Linked DNA regions of Mus musculus: regions 1 and 2 are each linked to region 3. A link is a loop called in an ENCODE intact Hi-C map of the cell type or tissue named here. Cell type or tissue: heart. All regions are shown on one strand.

Evidence for each region. A loop is a pair of places that touch in the nucleus more often than their neighbours do. Peaks named below come from ENCODE experiments on the same cell type or tissue, not always from the same donor. Only the 100,000 strongest peaks of a DNase experiment are listed, where the experiment ranks them.
Region 1: a loop joins it to region 3, with 2.2 times the contacts of the local background. A loop is called at or near these places in 2 of 42 quality-filtered maps.
Region 2: a loop joins it to region 3, with 3 times the contacts of the local background. A loop is called at or near these places in 2 of 42 quality-filtered maps.

The regions. Positions count from the first base shown.
Region 1 is chr3:60,781,869-60,789,868 of GRCm38, reverse strand. Gm553061 (a long non-coding RNA gene) reads left to right here. Exons shown (of 5, transcript XR_867330.1): 3 at 4,379-4,663; 4 at 7,961-8,000. Gm38326 (a long non-coding RNA gene) reads right to left here and starts at 1,508. Exons shown (of 3, transcript XR_867333.2): 1 at 1,295-1,508. In heart, no CTCF peak of the experiment used is centred here; a DNase peak (open chromatin) is centred at 4,518; H3K27ac peaks cover 2,472 bases.
Region 2 is chr3:61,181,190-61,189,189 of GRCm38, reverse strand. No RefSeq gene overlaps it. Among named protein-coding and RNA genes, the nearest start is that of Rap2b, 180 kb to the left of the region's middle. In heart, a CTCF peak has its summit at 3,194; no DNase peak of the experiment used is centred here.
Region 3 is chr3:60,999,652-61,007,651 of GRCm38, reverse strand. P2ry1 (purinergic receptor P2Y, G-protein coupled 1) reads right to left here and starts at 4,867. Exons shown (of 2, transcript NM_008772.5): 1 at 3,053-4,867; 2 at 1-753. The coding sequence starts at 4,210. The coding sequence ends at 3,089. In heart, no CTCF peak of the experiment used is centred here; a DNase peak (open chromatin) is centred at 4,951; H3K4me3 peaks cover 2,346 bases; H3K27ac peaks cover 1,305 bases; H3K27me3 peaks cover 1,365 bases.

The DNA.
Region 1 (8,000 bases), 220 kb after region 3:
ATAGAAACATAAGTCCAAATATGATATAGGATTAGCTCTAATTGCTTTTGGAGTAACTACAGTATTCTCTTCAACATTTTAATCTACAGCAAATCTTGTTGTTGTTGATGGTGGTGGTTTTAATTCGGACTAGAGCAAGAGAATTTGTAAGAAAATACGCTCATAGGCAAGCAAGCAAAGTGGGTGAGGCCTCACATGTGCAAGAAACTGAAGCGCATTCATTGCATTGGCCTGGCTGGCAGCCAGAAGACAAAAGACACTGCATGTGCAAGTCCATGTAGGAGAGATTCTGTAATGCTACACAGAAATTTTGACACCAACAGCAGAAATATAAAACACAGTGGTCAGAATAGCAAAAAAAAAAAAAAAAAATTAAAAAAATTGTGCTCAGGAGCCCTTCAACAGGATGATAGCAGTTCTACCGGTGGGTCATAAGTGTGTCCTTTATTCATAACTCAACTATCAATTCATCACAATTTTAACTAATAGGAAAGCAGAAGCTCATGCATCTCTCGGTTTATTTATTTATTTATTTATTTATTTTATTGCTCTAGCTCTAGAAGATCCCTTCAACTTCCTCAAACTCAGCTGTCTGCATGGCAGAGACATTAACCTAATTAAGTCTACTTTCTGTTACATATTAATGGGGATGGCTATATAGAAAGGCCCTTATTCCATGCTGCAAACTTGTGACTGCTGTGCTGTAATTATTGTAAAATAGTTAAAAAAAAAAGAACCTTCCTGACATCATACACAAGCTCTTGTTAAAAAGCATACACAGTATACCATAAGAGACCGAACCTCTGAGAAGTTGTCAGAGAGGCTGAAGAGGGAGATATCACTTTAACCAAATCTGTTCCCCTTGACAATGAACCCAAACCTTGGTTAATGGCAGCATTGGAATTCAGTCAAACTTTGGTGAATACCACAGTGAAACACAGGTCAGTTTATTTTCTTGCCCTTTAAATGCAGTGCCCAGTGCAGATGCTAACAGCACAGGCACTAAGTAACTGAGTGAATGAACTACGAGTTTACCTTTACAGTACCAGTCGAAATTTTCACTGTTTGAGGCTTGGGGTTTTTGGAGTTAGAAAACTCGAATTCATTAAAACAATGTACAGTTTTGTGACTGGAATACAAGGGATAAGAAGAAACTGAAAACCTTTTCAAACACGGAGTAGCCTGCCTATGATGATATTTTATACTCTCTGACAACGTATCTGATTGTAGAAATTCTAAGAAGCTCTGGGCATTTGAGGATAAAATACAATCAACAATATGAACCCTTACTCACAGTTTCAAACAGAATGCCTCCAAAGTCCACAAATAAATGGGAGTGAGCCAAGGGAGGGACTCCCCTTGTTCTCCGTGGGGAATTAAGTATATTTCTCTAAAAAGGCTGCTTCTCCTCTTGTTGAAATCCGTAACTAAGTTGCTCTGTCACAGCTTTATGTAGTCCACAACTGACTGAGACCTGCACTGCAGCGAAACATTCACCAAATAGCAAAGAATAGAAATAACATGGCGCTGCTGTGAGGGAGCCGTTTCGAGGCTGTTACTCAGTCTCTGATTCAGATAAGGAAAGGAGGTAATGAATCCGTAGTCCCTAGCTGGTCCCGGCAGCTGGCTCTCAGTCTTCTGCTCCACCACCCAGTGGAAGCAGCTTGAGTCATTACTTCCCCCAACTTTCAATTTCTCAAGGGGAGAAAAAAGGTACAGTTTTAACTCAGAATCTCTCACTTTTTACCATATTAGCAATACTGAGTGAGTCGGGGAAAGGCCCTTCTCACCTGTGTGACTTCTGAATACAACAGTGTGTGGGATTAAAGAGACTACAAGGCATTTGAAACTCACGCCACCTTAAAATAGAAATCAGGGAGCAGGTGTTGTACCCATGTTGAAGAATTCACCTGTGATGCGAAGTAAGCCCTGACTCACCTGATTTAAAGTACCTGACTTTGTCCTTCAAACACACTCTAGTGATCTGGTTCTTCTGGTATTGGCATCATGTAAGCAGTGGTTCACCACCTTTCTAATGCTTCAAACCTTTAATACAGTTAGTTCCTCATGTCCCGATGAACCACAACCATAAAATTATTTTTGTTGCTAACTAATAATTGTAATTTTGTTACCATTTTGAATCATAATCTAAATATCTGTGTTTTTCTAGGTCTTAGTCAACTCCTGTGAGAGGCTCTGAGACCTCTAATGGGGTCATGATGCATAGTTTTTGCAAACCTTTAATGTGGTTGAAAACTATCTCTGACTGTGTGCTTCTCTTCTTAATTGGCATCTAGACCAATAAATCTTGAAGTGAATCTGGCTATAATAGTCCTCTGTTGGATCAAGAATTCTGTCTCCATTGTTAATATTTGCCAATAGAGTTCCTGAAAGATGGAAAAGATGCACTTAATACATAGGAATATGCCAGTTGTTAGTCTATGCACTGGCTAGTTTGTTTTGTTTTGTTTTTTGTTTGTTTGCTTTTGTTGTTTTGTTTTGTCTTTTGTTTTTTGTCAACTTGGCACAAGCACAATTCATCATGGAAGAAGGAACCTCATTTGAGAAGGTCCATTCATCATCTTGGCATATAAACAAGTCTATACAACATTTTCTTAATCCATGAATGATGAGGGAGGACCCAGCCCACTGGTGGCAGTGCTACCCTTGGGCAGGTAGTCCTGTGTGTATAAGAAAGTGAGAATGAGCAAGTCACGGGTCAAGCCAATAAGTAGCATTCTTCAATGGCCTCTGCTTCAGTTCCTGCCTCTAGGTTCTTGCCTTGAGTTTCTGCCGAGTCTGCTTTATGATAGACTGTAAGCTATTAAGATGAAGTTTATATCCTTTTTCTCCCCCAACTTGTGTTTGTCCTTGTGCTACAGCAGTAGGAAACAAACCAGATATGGCCACAGAAGACTCTAAACATACTGTTCTTCTACAGCCACTCTTTGTGTTTTGTTCCTGTGCATAAAATATTCTCAGTAACCTGGAAGATGCCACACTAAGAGGAATAATATGGGAACAGAAAAAAGCATTTCATACTATATCAGTCATATGTGAAATTTAAAAATTTTGACCTCACAGAAATAGAGAATAGAATCGTGGTTGTGAGGACTGTGGACTGGAAGGTTAGGGGTAGGGGCGGCAGCAGTAAAGAGACCTAAGATACTGTTACACAGGAGGGGTACATTCTGTAGGTCTATTATACAACATAATGGTTATTATTGATCCTAATGGAGTGTGTCTTGAATATTTCTGAGCAATCATAATTTTATTGTTACACAAAATGGATAAATATAAGAGGTGAGAAAGTCAGAAAGTTGTTAATTTCTTGACTTAATATTTCATAATATATAGATATTTCAAAACATCACACCGTATGTCATAGATATATCACTTTAACTATTATCTTCATGGTAATATGTTAGATAAAAAGAAAATGTTCCAAATATATGTAGAATGTCTAGTTTGATCTTTCAGTACATATTCATTCCTAGTTTCCGGCTCTCAAGAGATAGGCTAGACATCTTGGAAAATAAAAAGATCCTTTTAACAAGGAGTTCCAAACCCAGTGGAGACTGCATTCTGAGTTCTGTACTGCCATCTTCCATTCCAAGAAATAAATTTTCCTAGGCCATACCTAATTACCCCAGCTGTGTGAAAACAAAAACTCAAAGATTAAGTAGAAAACCTTTCTTCCTTAAGGCCTTTCTTCCTTAAGGCTTGGCTTGACCCTAGTGAACAATAAATTCTTCCTCCATTTTAAGCACTCTCTTTGATCTACTTGGACTTGAGGATAAAGACATCTCTAAGCCAGAATAGCTTTCAGATCACAATTTTGAAACATCTGTGCACACTTGTGTTCTCTGTGCCTCCCTCCTTCGAGCTCTCTCTCTCTCTCTCCTTCAGTAGGAGCAGCTTCTATCTTCAGGTAATTCTCAATACCTCATGTTCTAAAGTCTTCCTCTGCCAACCCAGACACAATCATGGTTTCCAGAGAGCTCTTTAGGGTGTCCACTTGGTTTATCAGACAACAGATAAGTCATTTGTGTTGACAGAGAAGCATGGTGCCAAAGGAGACATTCTTACACAATTCGGCCTCGGGGTGGATGTGCACATCTTGGAACCAGGCAGCTTAAGATACTTGGAGCTGAGAAATGAAAACAAAGGATGTGGTCTCTCTGTGGCTTCCCGACCTCAGCGATCTGTGTGGTTTCCATGATTGTAAATTATCTTGAAAGAAGCAGAGTTTTAGGGGGCAAAGTAACTGTTCTGAGCAGGAGGAAAACAATGACAGAATTAATGAGGTAAAAATGAAGAGGCTCCCTGTGCATCGCTCCTTAAATTTGGTTATGTTATTTTTTTTTTCCTTCTACAGGTCACCTATTGGCTTGGCAAAAATGAACTGTAGGCTGTGGACTATCAAGGAAGTGAAATCTGCGAGGCCCAGCTGTGCTGCTGCAAACCATTCAATTACAGCACAAATAGGCTCCTTGCATATTAGGGCAGTGCAACATCTGCTCCCAGCCAGTGGGCGTGCTGAAAGAAGGCTCCTCTGCTCTGGCTGATAAGGAAGTGTGCTTCCTGTGTCTCTCTATAGACAAGAAACTTAAACATTTAGCCAGCCCCAGTAGCCTGGCGCTTCCACTTCCTAATTGGAGACGTAAGACTTGCTTTTTTTGTAAAAGCTGCTTTTGAGGCAAAGGATTCTTTGGTTTCTTTGGTGTTAGTACAGAAAAATCAGAAAGTGATTTTTGGCTTCCATCTCTTCCCAACACCATAATAAGATATCCCTTGAATTATCAGAACCAAGACACATTATGTCATTCAGCTAACCCTAGGTGATTATGACAATTTTAATAGTAATATGCTTTTGTCACAAGCTAATTACATCACCAAAACAGAGCTTTTAGTCCTAAATGTAATAAACAGGCATGATTCTTTTCCAGCACCATCCTTCATTCTCCATGCGTGAGAAATTTCCCACTTTGTGGCTACTGAGGAAGTAAAAACCATCTCCCATGAACAAAAGCTGATTTCTGAATGTTCCCAAAGCTGGGCCACAGGCAGCAATCTTGGGATTTACAAGTAAAAGACTATCGTGGACTAGGCTGATTTGTGAGCTGAGAATGAAAGGTCAATGAGGTTATGGTAACAGGAGTTTTCTGCCCCAGCGGTATAAATATCATACACGGGAATTGAGCTCAGGAGTGGTGATCTTGATGTTGACCAAGGATCATTTCTGCTTGTCTTGAGTTGGTCATACAAAACGAACTGGAACCCTAGCTTATGGCCCACTTAGTAAAATCTTTATCTGTTTAAAGAAGTCCGATGTGCTGTTTACAAGGACAACCTTGACCAAGACTAGGCCATTACCTTGGATGTGAATCTCTTTCTCAGGCTCCCCTCTTCCCTCACAACCTTTCCCCCTTTCCTGCCTCCTCTCTGCTCTCCTCCCTTCTGTCTAATCCCCCTTCTTCTCCCCCAACCCACTCCTATCTCCCACCCTGTTCCCCCGTTTCCTTTATCCTTTCTTCCTTGACCCCTTCTGTCTGTATCATGGTCCTCCCTCCTCTCTTATCCTTCTCTCTCCTCCTTTTCTGCTGTTGAACCACCCCCTTCCCACTCTTCTTTTCCCTCATTATCTTACCTCTTACTTTCTAGTCATTTTTAGTTCTCTTACCACAAAGTGGCAGAAATAAAATTCCACTCTTAATTTTTTTAGTTTAAAAAACAGAGACTGGACAATTTTAACGTTTTAAAAACTACTTTTAATTCAGTGTGTGTGTGTGTGTGTGTGTGTGTGTGTGTGTGTGTGTAAGTTACAGGACAGCTTGATGAAGCTGGGTCTCTTTAGCCATCTTGATCCCAGGAATATAATTCAGGTGGTTGAACTTGGTAACAAATGCTGTTACATGTTGAGACTTCCCACCTATCCAATTCTGGACAATGTAAAGCAAATTGCTTAAAGTAGCCAGAATTCCTTAGAGTGCCTCAGCAGTATTAAACAGCCACAGAAAAGTTACATCATGTCTTTTAAACAGTGCCTTATTATGTTGTCTGGAGATAAACCCACTGCACACCAAACTCTAGTCAGAAATAGAAGTGTATAACTATCTCTCATATTTCTGATTTTCCATTGCTGTGTTAGTTGTGTATTTGTATCAGTCTGTGTTCATTTAAACTGTGTAGTTAAAAGGCAACATGAACACAGTTGAGGGGAGACTTGGGAAATCATCTCCATAGCTCTGTCAGGTAAGAGGACTTGTCATTTAATGGCTCAGTGTTCAGCTTTCTATAATTATCTAGAAAATATTATTTTGTAATTTGTCTGCTTGAATAAGAAGCTGCAATACCACTCCTGGGCATATACCCAGAAAATGCTCCAACAAGTAATAAGGACACATGCTCCACTATGTTCATAGCAGCCTTATTTATAATCAACGCAGATATCCCTCAACAGAGGAATGGATGCAAAAAAATGTGGTACATTTACACAAAGGAGTACTATTCAGCTATTAAAAACAGAGAGTTTATGAAATTCTTAGGCAAATGGATAGATCTGGAGGATATCATCCTGAGTGAGGTAACCCAATCACAAAAGAACACACATGATATGTACTTACTGATAAGTGGATATTAGTCCAGAAGCTCTGAATACCCAAAATACAATTTGCAAACCATATGAAACTCAAGAAGAAGGAAGAACAAAGTGGGGATACTTCGATCCTTCCTAGAAGGGGAACAAAATACCTATGGAAGGAGTTAACAGAGACAAAGTGTGGAGCAGAGACTAGCAAGTGTTTGCTGAAAGGACCCTGATATAGCTGTCTCTTGTGAGACTAGCCTGGGCCTATCAAACACAGAAGTGGATGCTCACAGTCTGCTATTGGATGGATCACAGGGCCCCCAATGAAGGAGCTAGAGAAAGTATCCAAGTTGCTAAAGAGATCTGCAACCCTGTAGGTGCAAAAACATTATGAACTAACCAGTACCCCTGAGCTCTTGACTCTAGCTGCATATGTATCAAAAGATGGCCTAATCGGCCATCACCGCAAAGAGAGGCCCATTGGACAAGCAAACTTTATATGCCCCAGTACAGGGGAACGCCAGGGCCAAAACGTGGGAATGGGTGGGTAGGGGAGTGGGGGCGAGGGTATGGGGGACTTTTGGGATAGTATTGGAAATGTAATTGAGGAAAATACGTAATAAAAAATATTAAAAAAAAAAAAAAAGAAATGATAGCCAGAGAATGCCCCACCCAGGGATCCATCCTATAAACAACCACCAAACCCAGACACTATTGTGGATGCCAATGAAAGCGTGCTGACAGGAGCCTGATATAGCTATCTACTGAGAGGCTCTGCCAGTGCCTGACAAATACAGAAGTGGAGGCTCACAGCCATCCATTGGATGGAGCACAGGGTCCCCAATGAAGGAGCTAGAGAAAGTGCCCAAGGAGCTGAAGGGGTTTGCAGCTCCATAGGAGGAACAACAATATGAACTAACTAGTACTCCCAGAACTCCCAGGGACTAAACCACCAACCAAAGAGTACACATAGTGGGACTCATGGCTCCAGCTATATATGCAGCAGAGGATGGCCTAGTTAGTCATCAATGGGAAGGAAGGCCCTTGGTCATGAGAAGGCTCTATGCCCCAGTATAGGAGAATGCAAGGGCCAGAAAGTAGGAGTGGGTAGGTTGGTGAGCAGGGGTGGAGGAGAGGGTTTTTGGAAGGAGACCAGGAAAGGGGATAACATTTGAAATGTAAATAAGGAAAATATCTAATAAATTAAAATTTAAATAGAGAAGCTAAGTTCACAAGTTACTTTTTGTTACTATGATAAAACAAGGGATAGGAGTCTTCACATTAAAGTATCATTATCATTATAAATGTATTAATTTAAAAATATTTTTATTAAGTACATTTGACTTTTTTGTATTTTTTTTTCTTTTTCAGACCTTGGATCTCTCAACTTTGGCCATGAAGACTCCATCAA
Region 2 (8,000 bases), 180 kb before region 3:
TTCCAGGAGTTTCTGTGTCTTCAGTAATTGGAGACATCAGAAGTTCTTTGTAAGGAGGATGCCAGTTCAAATGTGGAATGTTGTCCTTTGTACAGTTTATGCTGGTCTTGAGCCAGCATTGGTCAATAACAGAATGTTCACTGCTCAAAAAGTTCATTCTTTTGATTGCCTGAGCCCCTGCTGATCACACATAACTCTCTGATCTCTAGATGGACAGGTGGCTTAAGCTTCCTAACATGGCCCAGAGCAGTCACCATGGGGTAGATCATGTTGTAGCCATGAGAGGATAGTTCTCAATTGTATAGAGAGTGTGGAAAGCAGCCATAGCACTGCTGTCACAGGAAGATCTGTCTTGATCATTGTGAAACCTCTAAGTATTAGTCATGTTCCTGGAAGAATGCAACTATGGAATCCAAGAAAGCCTTTGTTTCTTCAAAGTTTGCAGTCTCTGCAGTAACAAATGTCAGGATATCCAGAAGGTCACCCCACCCACTGACTTCAGGAGCAAGGCTACCAACATCAAAGCTTATTCCCAGTAGTGGAGTACTGCTCCTGACGACAGGGTGGGACTATGTATTGTTCAAGGTTTCTATAGAGGAATAGAAATGATAAAATGAATAGAATACTACAAACTGGATTTATAAGATTCATTTACATTGTACATGCTGAATAGTTCAACTGTGGCTGACAAGATCAGGGCAAGAATCCACTCGCTGCTCAGTTCATGGGAATGGATCTCTCAGGATCCCAACTTGATGCTAAAAGCCTCAAGATTCATAGAGGGTTGCCTGTCTTCTGTCACATCAAAAGGCAGAGAAGCTGTGTTTAATGTCAGCAAAGAAGAACAGCAATGGAGTAGATACACTCACAAGCAGAAGCAGCAATGCTTTCCTCTCAGACCTCTGTATACTTGGGCTGTCATCCAAGCTCTTTTTCTTCCATGAAATTCCCACACAGACCCACCCGAGGGATGTTTCCTAGTGGATGGTATATTACATAGAAGTGACAAACAAAGTTAACCACCACAGATGACAATGGCTTGTCCTGCTCATCTCTGGAACTTCTGCCTCCCAGTTGTGGTAGAATGCTCCACCACCCCAGGGCTTGTCCTGGCTTGGTTGCTAGTACTTATCCAGTATCCTGCTTTACTTTTGTGGCTTTTGTTACTTTGGAATAAAATTTTTCCTAACTCTCCTTCATGAGGTAACACAGACGCAATACTGGTCTGCCATCTCTCCCAGAAGTTAACAACTTTACATTATTTGCTGGAATAGTTTTTATAGCAGGAACTCTTCTCTAGTTGAAGTTCATAATAACTTCGCAAGTGATTTCAATATGAAATCTTAGAAATGCAAAAGGGTAAGTCATAGGACATTTACAAAAATTATGTATAACTGAAAATGCTTATCAAGAACTGAATAAAAGGACATAAACAGTATGTACATATGACAGAATGTGAGTTCAAGGAATAAACATGTTTATACAAAATAAATAAGGGCATGCTCACCATCAATGACAAATCTTAAAATCACATCTCTGAATTAAATGCAAAGAAAATAAAAGGATGAGGACTTACCTAAGTGGGAGAATATTCGTTTAGCATCTATGGAATCCTGGGTTCAAGTTACATAAAAAAACAATGCACAGTAGCACAGTCTCATATATGCACATTAAAATATTACATTGGGTATGGTATTTAAAAGATCATTTCTTTTCTCATCCCAGTGAAAGATACCTGAGATTTCATTTCTACTCACATTTTCAGAGAACTCGGTCCAAGATTAGCAAGCTCTATGGCTTTCAGGCCTGTGGCAGGGTAGAAATATCACCTGGGAAGAGCAGACTAGAGACATCTGTTCACTTCATGGAAGCCAAAAAGCAGAGAGGAGACAGGCATGTGTGATACAAAGGTATATTTTTCTAGAACTTGTTCCTCAGCCTACTTCAACTGATAGTAGCCACCCACTCATACTTTATACCACATTCCCAAAATGGCACAATGTTATAAATTCATAGAGAAATTAATTCATATACTACATTACATTCTTCATAATTGTATCATCCCCTGGAAGTATCTACTAGCTAGAAACCAGGCTTTGAACTTATGAATCACTCTGAGGCACACTTCATAGACAAACTATGGCAGTTTATATTTGCTTATGTCTGTGTGCACATGTGTACCTGTGTCTCTGTAGGAATGTTTGTATGTGCACAAAAATCTATCTTTCTATCTATCTATCTATCTATCTATCTATCTATCTATCTATCTATTTCAAATTCACACTAATATGAGAAGCCTCATATCTGGGAAGAGAAAGAATAAATGTTTGACTAAACACACAAAGAAATTAATAAGATCAAAAAATTAAATAGGTGAAAACTAGATTACTTCAAATATTTGTTTAAATGCCCCCTTTCTCAAAGAGGTATATACACATCTCCAACTTCTTGTTTTCCTATATTAATTCTCCTCCTCCTCTTCCTCCTTCTTCTCATTTATATAACATGAAGATGGATTAGAATCTCATTGAGAACTAAATTCCTCAAGTGACAGAAAGAGAACACAAGTAAAGATCTCATGAAGTGACTCGTGCTGATTTGATATTTAAAATGCCCCCTAAAAGTTTGTGTTAAAGCTTACTCTCGAGTCAATATTCTAAAGTCCAACGTTTGTGAGGTGACTGGATAAAAAGAGCTCTGGTCACATCAATAGATCCATTTATAGATTCAAAATTCAATAGACTAATAGGAGTTATGGAAACTTTAATGCATAGGGCTTGATATGGAAAGGTCATTGCTGTTTGCCTTTGAAGTCTACCCTAAGCCCCTTTCTCTACACATCACTGTATCCCTTTCTCATGGTCTTTGATTCCTGGCCAGTGTGAGATAAGCAACTCTCCTCCAACATATGTTTCCTGTGATGGTGTTTTGTCTTTCCAAAGTCACAAAGCAATAAGATCAATCAACCATAGACACCTGACAATGTGAGCCAAAATACACTTTTTAAAAAGGTGGATACACAAAAGCTATCTTTTTACAGATATGGAAAACTGACTGGTGCTGGTAATTGCAGAGCTTTGGCTAAGGTTAAGGGAATCTTAGCTGCCAGCTAGAGTTGTGAAGAAGGAACAAAAGGAAAGAGTGGTGTTAATGAAGTCCAGAGGGAGCACTAGTCCTAGAAAAATCAGACATCCAAAAGGTGGTGCTGCTGTGCCAGACACCAGGCTCTGTTAGACATGGACTCCCAAACGGAAGGGAGGGAGGAAGGAGGGAGACAGACAGGAAAATGCCACTTCTCCTTACATTTGCTCATTTTCATAAAAAACAAACAAACAAACAAACAAACAAAAAAACAATTGATCAGGGAGACTGAATGCTTTTCACAAACCCAACAGAAAAGGACATGGAGTGAGTTTCAGTGCAGTGGACTGAATGATCAATCCTGACTGAAAACAGGGATACCCAAACAGTTGATAAAACATTACTGGTGGGTATTTTTGAGGATGTTCCTAGAAGAGATTAACGTTTGAATCAGTAGATTTTGTAAAGAATCCTGCCCTTATGTGTGGGTAGATATCATCCAGTCTACCTTAGATCCTAGGGACACCAGAAAACCTGAAGCATTAGGAGTCACTCTTCCAGAGCTGATACCTTCTACCTTTGGATATCAGAGCTGCAATATTATGGCCTCAGACTCTGAGACATTCATCAGTGTTCTAACTCACTTTCTTATTCAAAGACCTCTAGTTACAGACAGAAAATGATTATAATTAATTTCTCTGGTTATGGTGATTTCTAGACCTTCAAACTGAAGCTGAGTTATTTCATGTCTTCCTGGTTCTACAGCATTCAGATAGCACAATATAGGACTTCCTGTTTTCAATAATATCAGCAAAATTTCAAAAGATTCCTCCAGTCTATATGTTTATGTCATTGCTTCTGCTTCTTTGTAGTAATAGTAGGAACAAAGATTAGTATGTTATGTATAAACACATTTAATGGCATAAATTAAAATATAATTAAAATACTTGTTACCTATCCTACCATGAAAGAAAGTAAACTCCAAAAAGATAGAATATAAATTTTACTCATGGTACTCTCCAAATTTTAAAAGAGTGCCTGGTATAATTTAAGTAATACATATTGATTATTTAGTGAGGGATGTGTCACAATTTAATGTTTAGGACCAATACATTTCTTTGATACTGGGATGCAAGAAAGAAAGATATCTATGTTAGGGTCAATGATAGCATGAGACTGACAGTCCCCTTCATGATTCTGAGGAGAACTGTCCATGTTGAATGAACTCATCTTTCAAAACAAAATTAATTCGATTAAGATTGTAGAGTAATGTGTCTGTATTTAAATCTTATGGTTGTATAAATGGCAGAACTTTCCACACATTTAACTGTGCTTCAAAGACCTCATCAAGCTGGTGATGTCAGCAGGCAAAGACAGGTGACTCTTGTGGAAGCACAGGAGGGCTACAGCTACAGGCATGTGTTCTACAGATACCAATCTACAATGAGCTCACTTCAGTAGCTGTCTCTTACTTCTCTTCCTTTCTTATAAATCTCCACAAAGGGAAACTATTCAATTACTAAAAACCAAGACATCATGAATTTTGCAGGCAAATGGATGGAACTTGAGTATATCATCCTGAGTGAGGTAACCAAGACCCAAAGGACATGCATGGTATGTACTCACTGTTAAGTGGATACTAGCCATAAAAGATACATGTTATACTCCACAGACCAAAGAAGCTAAACAAGAAGGAAGGTCCAAGCAAGGAAGCTTGAATCTGACTTAGAAGGAGGAATAACATAGTCATAAGAGGTAGGTGGAGGGAGGGAACCGGGATGGAGGAGGAATGGGGAAGGGAATGAGGGATTCAGGATCAGGTATGGGAAAGGACAGGAGAGATGTCTGTATGGCCATGAAAATGAATGGAAATCTGCAACTATTGGGGGTGAGGGGATGGGAGATGGGCATCTACAGAAGACAGAGAGAGACCTGGGATAATGGGGGTGCCCAAGAATCAATGGGGGTGATCTTAGCTATGACTCACTTCATTAGGAATGTGAAACCTGATGAAGCCACCATTTTTATCCAGGCAGGAATCCCAGTGGAGGCACCAACTCACTCGCAAAACTTCTGACCCAAAATTTATCCTGTATACAAGAAATGGAGGATGGAATAGAGAATGAGGTAATGGCTAACTAATAACTGGCTAAATGTGAGACTCATCCCACGGACAAGCACCAATCTAACACTGTTAATGATGCTCTGTTATGCTTGCAGACAGGAGCATGCTGTCCTTTGAGAGGCTCCTCCCAGCTGCTAACTCAGATACAGACAGAGGCAGCCAAACAGAGGATGGAGCTTGGGGACTCTTATGAAAGGATAAGAGGAAGGATTACAAACCTGGGGGGAATTGGAAATCTAGAGCAAGACCAACAGAGTCAACTAACCTGGACCCATGGAGCACTCAGAGTCTGAACTACCAACTAAAGTACATACATAGGCTGGACCTAAGACTCCCCACTCATATGTAGCAGATGTGCTACTTGGCCTTCATGTGGGTCTCAAACAACTGGAATAGGGGCTATCCTAAAAGCTGTTGCCTGTAGTTTTATGTGAAGTTCCTTGATCCACTTAGATTTGACCTTAGTACAAGGAGATAGGAATGGATCGATTCACATTCTTCTACATGATAACAACCAGTTGTGCCAGCACCGTTTGTTGAAAATGCTGTCTTTCTTCCACTGGAAGGTTTTAGCTCCCTTGTCGAAGATCAAGTGACCATAGGTGTGTGGGTTCATTTCTGGGTCTTCAATTCTATTCCATTGGTCTACTTGTTTGTCACTATACCAGTACCATGCAGTGTTTATCACAATTGTTCTGTAGTAAAGCTTTAGGTCAGGCATGGTGATTCCACCAGAGGTACTTTTGTCCTTGAGAAGAGTTTTTGCTATCCTAGGCTTTTTGCTATTCCAGATGAATTTGCAGATTGCTCTTTCTAATTCGTTGAAGAATTGAGTTGGAATTTTGATGGGGATTGCATGGAATCTGTAGATTGCTTTTGGCAAGATAGCCATTTTTACAATGTTGATCCTGCCAATCCATGAGCATGGGAGATCTTTCCATCTTCTGAGATCTTCTTTAATTTCTTTCTTCAAAGACTTGAAGTTCTTATCATACAGATCTTTCACTTCCTTAGTTAGAGTCACGCCAAGATATTTCATATTATTTGTGACTATTGAGAAGGGTGTTGTTTCCCTAATTTCTTTCTCAGCCTGTTTATTCTTTGTGTAGAGAAAGGCCATTGACTTGTTTGAGTTAATTTCATATCCAGCTACTTCACCGAAGCTGTTTATCAGATTTAGGAGTTCTCTGGTGGAATTTTTAGGGTCACTTATATATACTATCATATCATCTGCAAAAAGTGATATTTTGACTTCCTCTTTTCTAATTTGTATCCCCTTGATCTCCTTTTGTTGTCTAATTACTCTGGCTAATACTTCAAGTACTATGTTGAATAGGTAGGGACAAAGTGGGGAGCCTTGTCTAGTCCCTGATTTTAGTGGGATTGCTTCCAGTTCTCACCATTTACTTTGATGTTGGCTACTGGTTTGCTGTAGATTGCTTTTATCATGTTTGGGTATGGGCCTTGAATTCCTGATCTTTCCAAGACTTTTATCATGAATGGGTGTTGGATCTTGTCAAATGTTTTTCTGCATCTAACAAGATGATCATGTGGTTTTTGTCTTTGAGTTTGTTTATATAATGGATTACATTGATGGATTTTCGTATATTAAACCATCCCTGCATCCCTGGAATAAAACCTACTTGGTCAGGATGGATGATTGCTTTAATGTGTTCTTGGATTCGGTTAGCGAGAATTTTATTGAGTATTTTTGCATCGATATTCTTAAGAGAAATTGGTCTGAAGTTCTCTATCTTTGTTGGATCTTTCTGTGGTTTAGGTATCAGAGTAATTGTGGCTTCATAAAATGAGTTGAGTAGAGTACCTTCTACTTCTATTTTGTGAAATAGTTTGTGCAGAACTGGAATTAGATCTTCTTTGAAGGTCTGATAGAACTCTGCACTAAACCCGTCTGGTCCTGGGCTTTTTTTTTTGGCTGGGAGACTATTAATGACTGCTTCTATTTCTTTAGGGGATATGGGACTGTTTAGATCATTAACTTGATCCTGATTTAACTTTGGTACCTGGTATCTGTCTAGAAATTTGTCCATTTCATCCAGGTTTTCCAGTTTTGTTGAGTATAGCCTTTTGTAGAAGGATCTGATGGTGTTTTGGATTTCTTCAGGATCTGTTGTTATGTCTCCCTTTTCATTTCTGATTTTGTTAATTAGGATGTTGTCCCTGTGCCCTCTAGTGAGTCTAGACTGAAACTTATAGAGGAGAAAGTGGGGAAAAGCCTCGAAGATATGGGCACAGGGGAAAAATTCCTGAATAGAACAGCAATGGCTTGTGCTGTAAGATCGAGGATTGACAAATGGGACCTCATGAAACTCCAAAGCTTCTGCAAGGCAAAAGACACCATCAATAAGACAAAAAGACCACCAACAGATTGGGAAAGGATCTTTACCTATCCTAAATCAGATAGGGGACTAATACCAAATATATATAAAGAACTCAAGAGGGTGGACTCCAGAAAATCAAATAACCCCACTAAAAAATGGGGCTCAGGACTGAACAAAGAATTCTCACCTGAGGAATACCGAATGGCAGAGAAGCACCTGAAAAAATGTTCAACATCTTTAATCATCAGGGAAATGTAAATCAAAACAACCCTGAGATTCCACCTCACACCAGTCAGAATGGCTAAGATCAAAAATTCAGGTGACAGCAGATGCTGGCGAGGATGTGGAGAAAGAGGAACACTCCTCCATTGTTGGTGGGAGTGCAGGCTTGTACAACCACTCTGGAAATCAGTCTGGCGGTTCCTCAGAAAATTGGACATAGTACTACCGGA
Region 3 (8,000 bases):
ACCTCTTCAATAAATACTATTACAATGATTACATTCAACCAATAGAAGAAAAGCTTCAATGTATATTTACGAGTAACACATCTTCTACGTCCTGTCCATAGTTGAATTCTAGCCGCTACTAAGTACTGATATGTGTTATATCACGATGGGTTAGTGTCCTGGCTAAGTGAGCAGAGATTTACAAGTTTCAACCTTTCCATACCACAGTTGGTGGAAAATGAGAACTCTAGCCAAAGACTGGACTGCAGAGTCCTAGGAAGCAGAGGAGCAGATTCCAAACAGTTCTCACTGCTTTCCAAGGTTTACCACAGCACCTACGGCATCAACAAATGGTGTCCTGTCACTTTTCCTCTTCACGAAGAATGGGTTTCCAAGTTTCTTCTCAGTGGCCACGTCACGGTTTTAGTTTTGAATTCTGTCTCCTGTGCGAAGTTTCTTCTTAATTTATCATTTTAGTTCAATGCAGGTTCAAAGCAACCTTCAAAGAGTCAGAGACAGCACTTCGTAAGGAATAACAACAGAGAGCAACAAGAAAAACCCTTGAGCTTGGAATGGAATGAAGACATCTTTGCAGTGTGATGTTTAATGACTCGCTAAATCTTACAGTTTTAGGTGTCTTTCAACAAAACGTCAACATAACTGTCTTTATAGGAAAACCCTCACTCAGGTGGCACACACTGGTCTTTTGGTCAATAGAGTGTTGCTTCTTCTTGACCTGTGTATGCATAGATCATCTCAGGGATGTCTTGTGACCTGGAAGAAGTTGGCACAGTCAGTCTTGGTACTATGTTGACATATCATTGTTTATTTAATGATGTAGTAAGCTAAGGAAGACCACTTTAGGGGCTGCAGCAAGAGGTCAGGGGTTGAACTCTTCTCTAGTAGCTACAAGGCCCTGGGGTCAATCCCCAGAATGAGGAACATGACAAGGAGCAGATGGATACTTTGGTCCTCTAACCAAATACAAACCCAAAGAACATTTTCTGGAAGTTGAAACAGTACATTGAACACATATCCGAAATCAGGCTGATATCCTAAGCCTCAAATGGAGAAAACCGTATTAAATACTGAGGAAACGATACAGGCATATGGAGTGCTGAGCTGTGGGTTTCTGAAATTTCCATTTGGGTCAGTTTAAGAAAATTATTTTTGAGCCACTGAACATATTTAAAGTGTCAACAATAATAAGGGTGTATTGTAGATTTTGTCTGTAGGATTCTGAAACAGAAAATGTTGCATGAGTCTTACCACTTGAGAACTCTGAAAATCTCAAAAGACGGAGACACAGTAAATGTCTTCTCTAGTGGGCTTCTTTAGCTCTTTATGTTAGGACTGAATGTGTAGATGAACCACTATATAGGAAGGCTAAAGATAGCTTTTCTTCATGGACCTGAGTAATAAGACATTAGGCAAATGGAAGCACTCCAAAAATCTCCCAGATCTCCAGTCATTTGAATGTTTAAGAAATGACATCAAATCTGAATCTTCTGTCATATATCCTACTGGGCACAAAGGTTGTTTTCTCAGAGAGTACTTTAAAAACAGTGTCTGCCATCACTTACAAACTCAGGAGGTAGCTGTGGGAGGACTCACTTCCACTGCTAGAATACCTTGGATATCAGATTTGTTCATTTGCACTATTTAATTCCTCATTATTTTAATTAAATTAAATTTGACCATTTCAAGGGCTTTAAATGTAGCAATTCATTATTCATTGGAAATTGTTGTTAAAATGCAATAAACTTTATAAATATTTCATTACTGTCTAGAGTAGAAAACGCTGCTTTCTCTTTATTATGAATGACCTGATGAACACTTGTAATGGAATTCTCTTCAGTTTTATCATGCCTCAAGCACTTAAATCTTAATTTCCTTTATTTTCTCCTTGCTTTTTTTTATTATTTAAAAAGTCATCGAAAGGTTTCACCTTGTTAACAGATACCAGCTTTCCACCATCATGGAACACCTAAGTGATTTCCTTGACTCCCCTTTCATTCTGCATTTAATATTTTGAAGAACCCTGAAGAGACAGATAGAACCCTGCCATTATTTTTTAGTTTTACGTCCTTCCTTTTGAACTCTCCTCACCTCCAGCTGCAGAGAGCCCCTTGTCAAGCATGGCCTTCTGAAACATCGACAGTCCCGCCCACTACCCCACAATCTGCTAAGGGCTCCACCTTAAGGGCTGCCTTCACCCTTTAGTCTAAAATTTAACTGGGATTTCTCAAAATTGTTTTCACAGATGTGAGGGAGCCCTTGTCTTGGAACACAGAGTCCTAAGACACTGCACAGCAGTGGTGCAAGGGAGAACTATTTATCCCAGGAAGCCTAGGAGTCCACAGTATTTATAAGAAAAACACATGCAGTTCAATTATTTTAAGCGTATCTTGGCAATAATATGATATCTGCAGCCTCCCACCACCAAACATTTAAGAAGTGATGTTTATTAATCAGTTTTCCAGAAATAACCGGAAATGCTCCTTTTTACTCACAGAAAAGTTCATTGATTTTATTTTTCTATTCAATTCCCCAGATAACATCAGCGACCATGTATGCTTCTGAGGAACTGAAAGACATGAACATCAAGGCATCTATCTGCTCACTATTCAATGGACTAACCAGTATTTCATTATACTATGCCAAATTGTTTAAAGGATAGATTTTATTTTGTTTATGCCAAGAGCTATTCAAAGCAACACAGGCTGAACAAATCACAGGTTCAAGTTCCAGGTGGCCAGTTTTCTTGGAGACATTTTTAATATCAAAATTGCTCTGTTACACATTCTCTTTCTCTCTCTCTCTCTCTGTCTCTCTCTCTCTCTCTCTCTCAACAGAAAAAAAGCCTGTGAATTGAAAAGGAGGAAGGGGAAGTGTTTATTACACATACTTCTATTCAGTAAGAAAGGAGATTACAGGAAAGAACAATAAATGTGGATATGTGCATCAAATTGATGCTTCTTAATTTTTAGACTCACGACTTTCTTCTTTGGAGAATTCTCTTACATTACTAGGAACTTAGGAAGAAAAGCATCTTGTTCTATGAGCATCCTACCATGTTACAAAACTCAGGAGCTAGGATCTCGTGCCTTCACAAACTCGTGTCTCCATTCTGCTTGAACTCAGATAAAATATTGAGAGTCATTTCTTCACTCTTGGATTGTAAATTGGCCTCACTCCTCCTGGAAGCTTTCCTGGTGGCTCGGGACAGTCTCCTTCTGAATGTATCTCCAGCCAAGAAATAAAGAATGGGGTCCACACAGCTGTTGAGACTTGCTAGACCTCTTGTTACCTGATAAGTGGCATAAACCCTGTCGTTGAAATCACACATTTCTGGGGTCTGGAAATCCAACCGTGCTCGCAAATTCATCGTTTTCATCACATGGAAAGGGATATAAGACACAGCAAACACCGTCAGGACAATTATCACCAGGTAAATGGATTTCCTCCGGAGCGGAGAGTTGTCCAGGTCATTGTAAATCAAAGCTTTAACAATTAATCCATAACAGCCCAAGATCAGCACCAAAGGGATGCAGAACATGGCCACAGTCGTGCACATACTGTAGATGAAATAACTTCGCAGGTAATCATTGGACGTGGTGTCATAGCAGGTGACAGTTTTGTTTTTCCGAGTCCCAGTGCCAGAGTAGAAGAGAATAGGGGAGATGGCCACCACCACAATGAGCCACACCAGCACGCTGACATAAATGGCATTCTTCTTCTTGAGCCTGCCCAGAGACTTGAGAGGGTACACCACGCCACTGTACCTGTGTGCGCTGATGCAGGTGAGGAACAAGATGCTACCGTAGAGATTTACGTGGAAGATGAATCTCTGCAGCTTGCACATAGCATCCCCGAAGATCCAGTCAGTCTTGTTGAAGTAGTAGAAGATGAGGGCTGGTAGGGTGAGCACGTATAAAAAGTCAGCCAGAGCCAAATTGAACATGTACACGGAGATGCCGCTCCAAGGCTTCATGTGGAAAACGAACATCCAGATAGCCACGCTGTTGCCTAGGAAGCCTATGATGAACACTAAAATGTAGACAGCCGGCAGGTAGTAGAACTGGAAACCGGTCTTGGTCAGGGCACATTGGAATGAAGAGGAAACTGCTGCAGTTGAGGCGACAGTACTGTTTCCCCAAAGCGAGCCCAGGCCCGCCAGAAAGGCAGCATCCGTCCCGTTGGGGACAACCGACCAAGGCACCTCGGTCATCCTCTTCTTTCCAACTCAGGCAGCTACTAGAAAGGGCAGACCGCGGCGAGCGGGCAGCAGCGGCGAGAGACTCAGCGCGCATCGGAGGCGCAGGCCAGGGACCGCGCGCGGGAGTTCCCCACGGGTCGGAGCGCGCAGGGGCTCGCCCACGCCGGCTCTGGCCGCGCTTTTGTCGCGGGCCATGAAATTCGCCCGGAGCTGCGACCGATCTAAGCTGAAGGACGTGCGGGCAACTTCCCGGTCCAGCTGGCGGCGCGGAGGTTACACAACAGGACGCGCAGGGCACCTCCACCAAGTTTGCAAGTGCGCTCCCGCGCAGGGCGACTGATAGGCGCTGCTCAGAGCGCCTGGGGCGCGGCGGGTCAAGTCCAAGTAGTTCGGCTGTTCCCAGCGGCCCGAAGGCGCAGGCCAACCACCTCCTCTCTGATCAACTTTGCCTGGCCATCTGCCTACTCCCTACCTTGCAACCCGGGACCTTCACCAGGGACGCCGCGACTCTTCTTCCGGCCACATTCTGAGCCCGCGCTCAACCTTGGAGGTCTTTTGGAGAGCGCGTGGCCTCGGACCCTGGCGTACTACCTACCCTGTACCCCGCTCACAGTCCATGAAGGCTGCAGCTCGTCTCCGCGCTCGGCTGGGTCTCGAGTGCAGGGGGCAGGAGAGAAAGCCAGGCTCCCAGCGGGGTGGGCGGAGCCTAGGAGCCCGGGCGAGTCTGTGCTCCGCGGGGAGGCAAGGGGCGTGTCTCCGCCGTGCAAGCTCCGGGCCGCCGGCTCAGGGCTGGGCGCCCAGGGCGGGAGGTGGCCTCTGGAAGCAGAGATCGCGGTGCCCCTGCACGCCTGGCAAGGCCGCCACCACTCGAATCAGTGGTCAGAACAAAAGGTGCTCTAGGGCAGCGGTGGCTTCTGGCCAGCGTATGGCTGGAGGGGTTTCCTCGGTCCTCCACCAGCTAGCTCTGTAAAGTGAAGTTGCTGACACGCTGAAAACCTTCTGGACGCTGGCAGCGTTGTGTCTAAAGCTTTGAGCTGAGCAGTCTGAGACAGACATCTCCGGAGCCTCCCCGGAACTCGCAAGGTGTTTGCAGGCTCCAGACAACCAGCGGTTTGCAGGTGGGCACGCCCTGGCCCTGCACAGCGCCTTGCTTTGCCCAACGCGTGTAGGAACCTGCTGATCCCAGAGGGTGCCAGCTCTGAATGAGTGAGGGTGGTAAGCGGCATGGGCAAGTCGCTTTCTGCCCTTCATGTCTGTTTGTTTTTATTGTTGTTTGCTTTATCCAAATACTATTTTTTGCACTACTTAGAAAAATGCTAATACACCGGCATCACTGGTAACATTATTGTGAGAATGTACATAAGAACCTGGTCTAACTGCTTAGTTAACGCAGCACACATCATCAGTCCAACTTGACTGCTAACACTTGCTGGAAAGAACAAGCGCCCTCCCTCCAACCTCCAGTTACCATTTACATACATTTAAATAATAGAGACTACAGTGAAAATGATTCTGAATCAAGCTGAATATTAAACACAGCTTTATAAAGAAAGAGGGTTCATTTGTTGAGGGATAACTTTACAGTTTGGCTTTATTGTGAATCTTATTTCTTAAAATGCCTGTTCCTCTAGTAGATACCTTTCAAATTTAGACAGAGACCAATGTAATTATTTTATTTTTTGTAAATCTTAGTCTAGGGTTCCAAATGCATAAAAAATGTGGGCAATATATAAAAAAAAAGTGTTTAATTGTAAACTAAATGGATTGTTTCCTACCTGAAGACATGATTAAACAGACCCACCCAAGAATGGAACCAAGCCCTTCTTGACAATCTACTGATTAATGTATTTTATGTGCCATATTAACAAATACATTTTTTCTTGTAAAAAAAAAGTACGAGGATAGAATACCTTCGATTATATTCTATAGCCATTTCATTCTAGTTTCATATATTAAATGACTTTGTTCCCTTAAAAACACTCAAGGAGTTGGTGATCTGTCTCAGCCACTAAAGGCATTAGGCACTTACCGCCAAGCCTGAGGACTTGAGCTTGATCCCATTACTTACATGGTGGAAGGAAAGAACTGACTCCCACTTTCCTGATACCTGTGCACCCATATTGTGTCACTGTGGCACATGAGCATATGTGCATGTACACACACACACGCACACACACACACACACACACACACACACACACACAGAGAGAGAGAGAGAGAGAGAGAGAGAGAGAGGCAGAGAGAGAGAGAGAGAGAGGAGACACAGACACGGAGACACAGAGACACAGAGCCTGATACAGAGACAGAGACACACAGAGAAACTAAACGTACAGGAAAAACAAACAAACAATGGAAAAAAACCTTAGAGGAAAATCATGAGCCCCTTGCTCAGACACTGGGAAGGAAATTACTCCCCACCACCCAGCAGATCCTTATGGGAACAGAGACAGAATGAGCACACTGGTACTGTGAGTCGTGGTTGTACCCAAGAACACAGTGATGATAAAGGAGACCAAGCCCAAGTGCAAAGGTGCTGCAGTTGCGAAATGGCCCTGTTACCTTCCTGTTAACGTCCCCAGTCTTCATACCTGATGATTTTGTAATTCTAACCTTAACAGATATTCTTCTATTGTTTGATTGACAGGTTAAAGTATTTCAAGGGTATTCAGGAGGTTTGGCTCCTCACTCCTCTGCATTTTTAATTTCATGCAATCTAAACAATATACAACCTCCCTCAGAAGTCTGTAGCAAATGCATTAGCTCATCCTGTGAGTGTTTTGAAATCTACCTTTCGTCCAAATAGTGCTAAGTACTTTCAGACAGCCTACTAGAAATTTGGGGAACTGATATAATTAACCAAACTGTATCATAGCCATTTTATATTTGGGTTTTAAAAAGAGTGATTATTTTAAAAGTGATTTTTATCATATTTAACTGTGTGTTCACTCTATACTTAAGTTATATTTAAAATAAAGATGTATATTATAGGAATAAGATAGCCATTTGTTAGCAACTTTCCATTCATAAAATACTGAATTAGATTCAATGAAGGAAAGATTAAAAGATCATTCAATACAGACTATGCCCATGTTCATATTAGAATACAATTATATATGTCTTAAAAAAAAGTATAAGAGAAACATGCCCCATAATGTTTCCAGCATGTGCTGCAAGTACTTGGTTGCTAACTGGTATTGAATTTGAGTTACAGTGGGCTTGGGTACTTAAAAGTATTTGTCCTTTGACATGCCTAGTAGTCTGAACTAGAGACCTGGGGCCCCAGATGTCTCTAGCCTCCTCCTCTTCTGTCTGTAGTCTCCTCACTGTCTTTTGCAGTGAGGTACAGAAGGTAGAATGTCTTGTGCTCAGAGTTCTTTGCCCCTTAGCCAACCATGAGACCTAAAATGGCCACTGACACTGCCTTAAAAGAAGAAATGCTACCCAGAAATACCAAGAAGTATCTAAGCAGATAGGGCTAGAAGACTTCCTCTTCTATTAGCTGACATTTTTTATCAAACCTAAGAATAAAAACAGTTGGCTTTCCTTGTGGCTTTGTGCCTTCCCTCTTTCAAGTTTTCATGCCACATAAACTTTGGTTATGGAAAATTGGTGTTTTCTTCTGATTAACCTGATATGTGTCATAAGTATGTTCACCATTACCCTTGGGGTGGATAATCCTACCATTCCATCCTTACAGTGGCTTGTAAGAGATATAAATTTAGTTGAAACAAATGACAGGAACACACAAAGCATATCACAAGACCACATAACATAGCAACAAAAAGTTTATGCATGGCTTCCA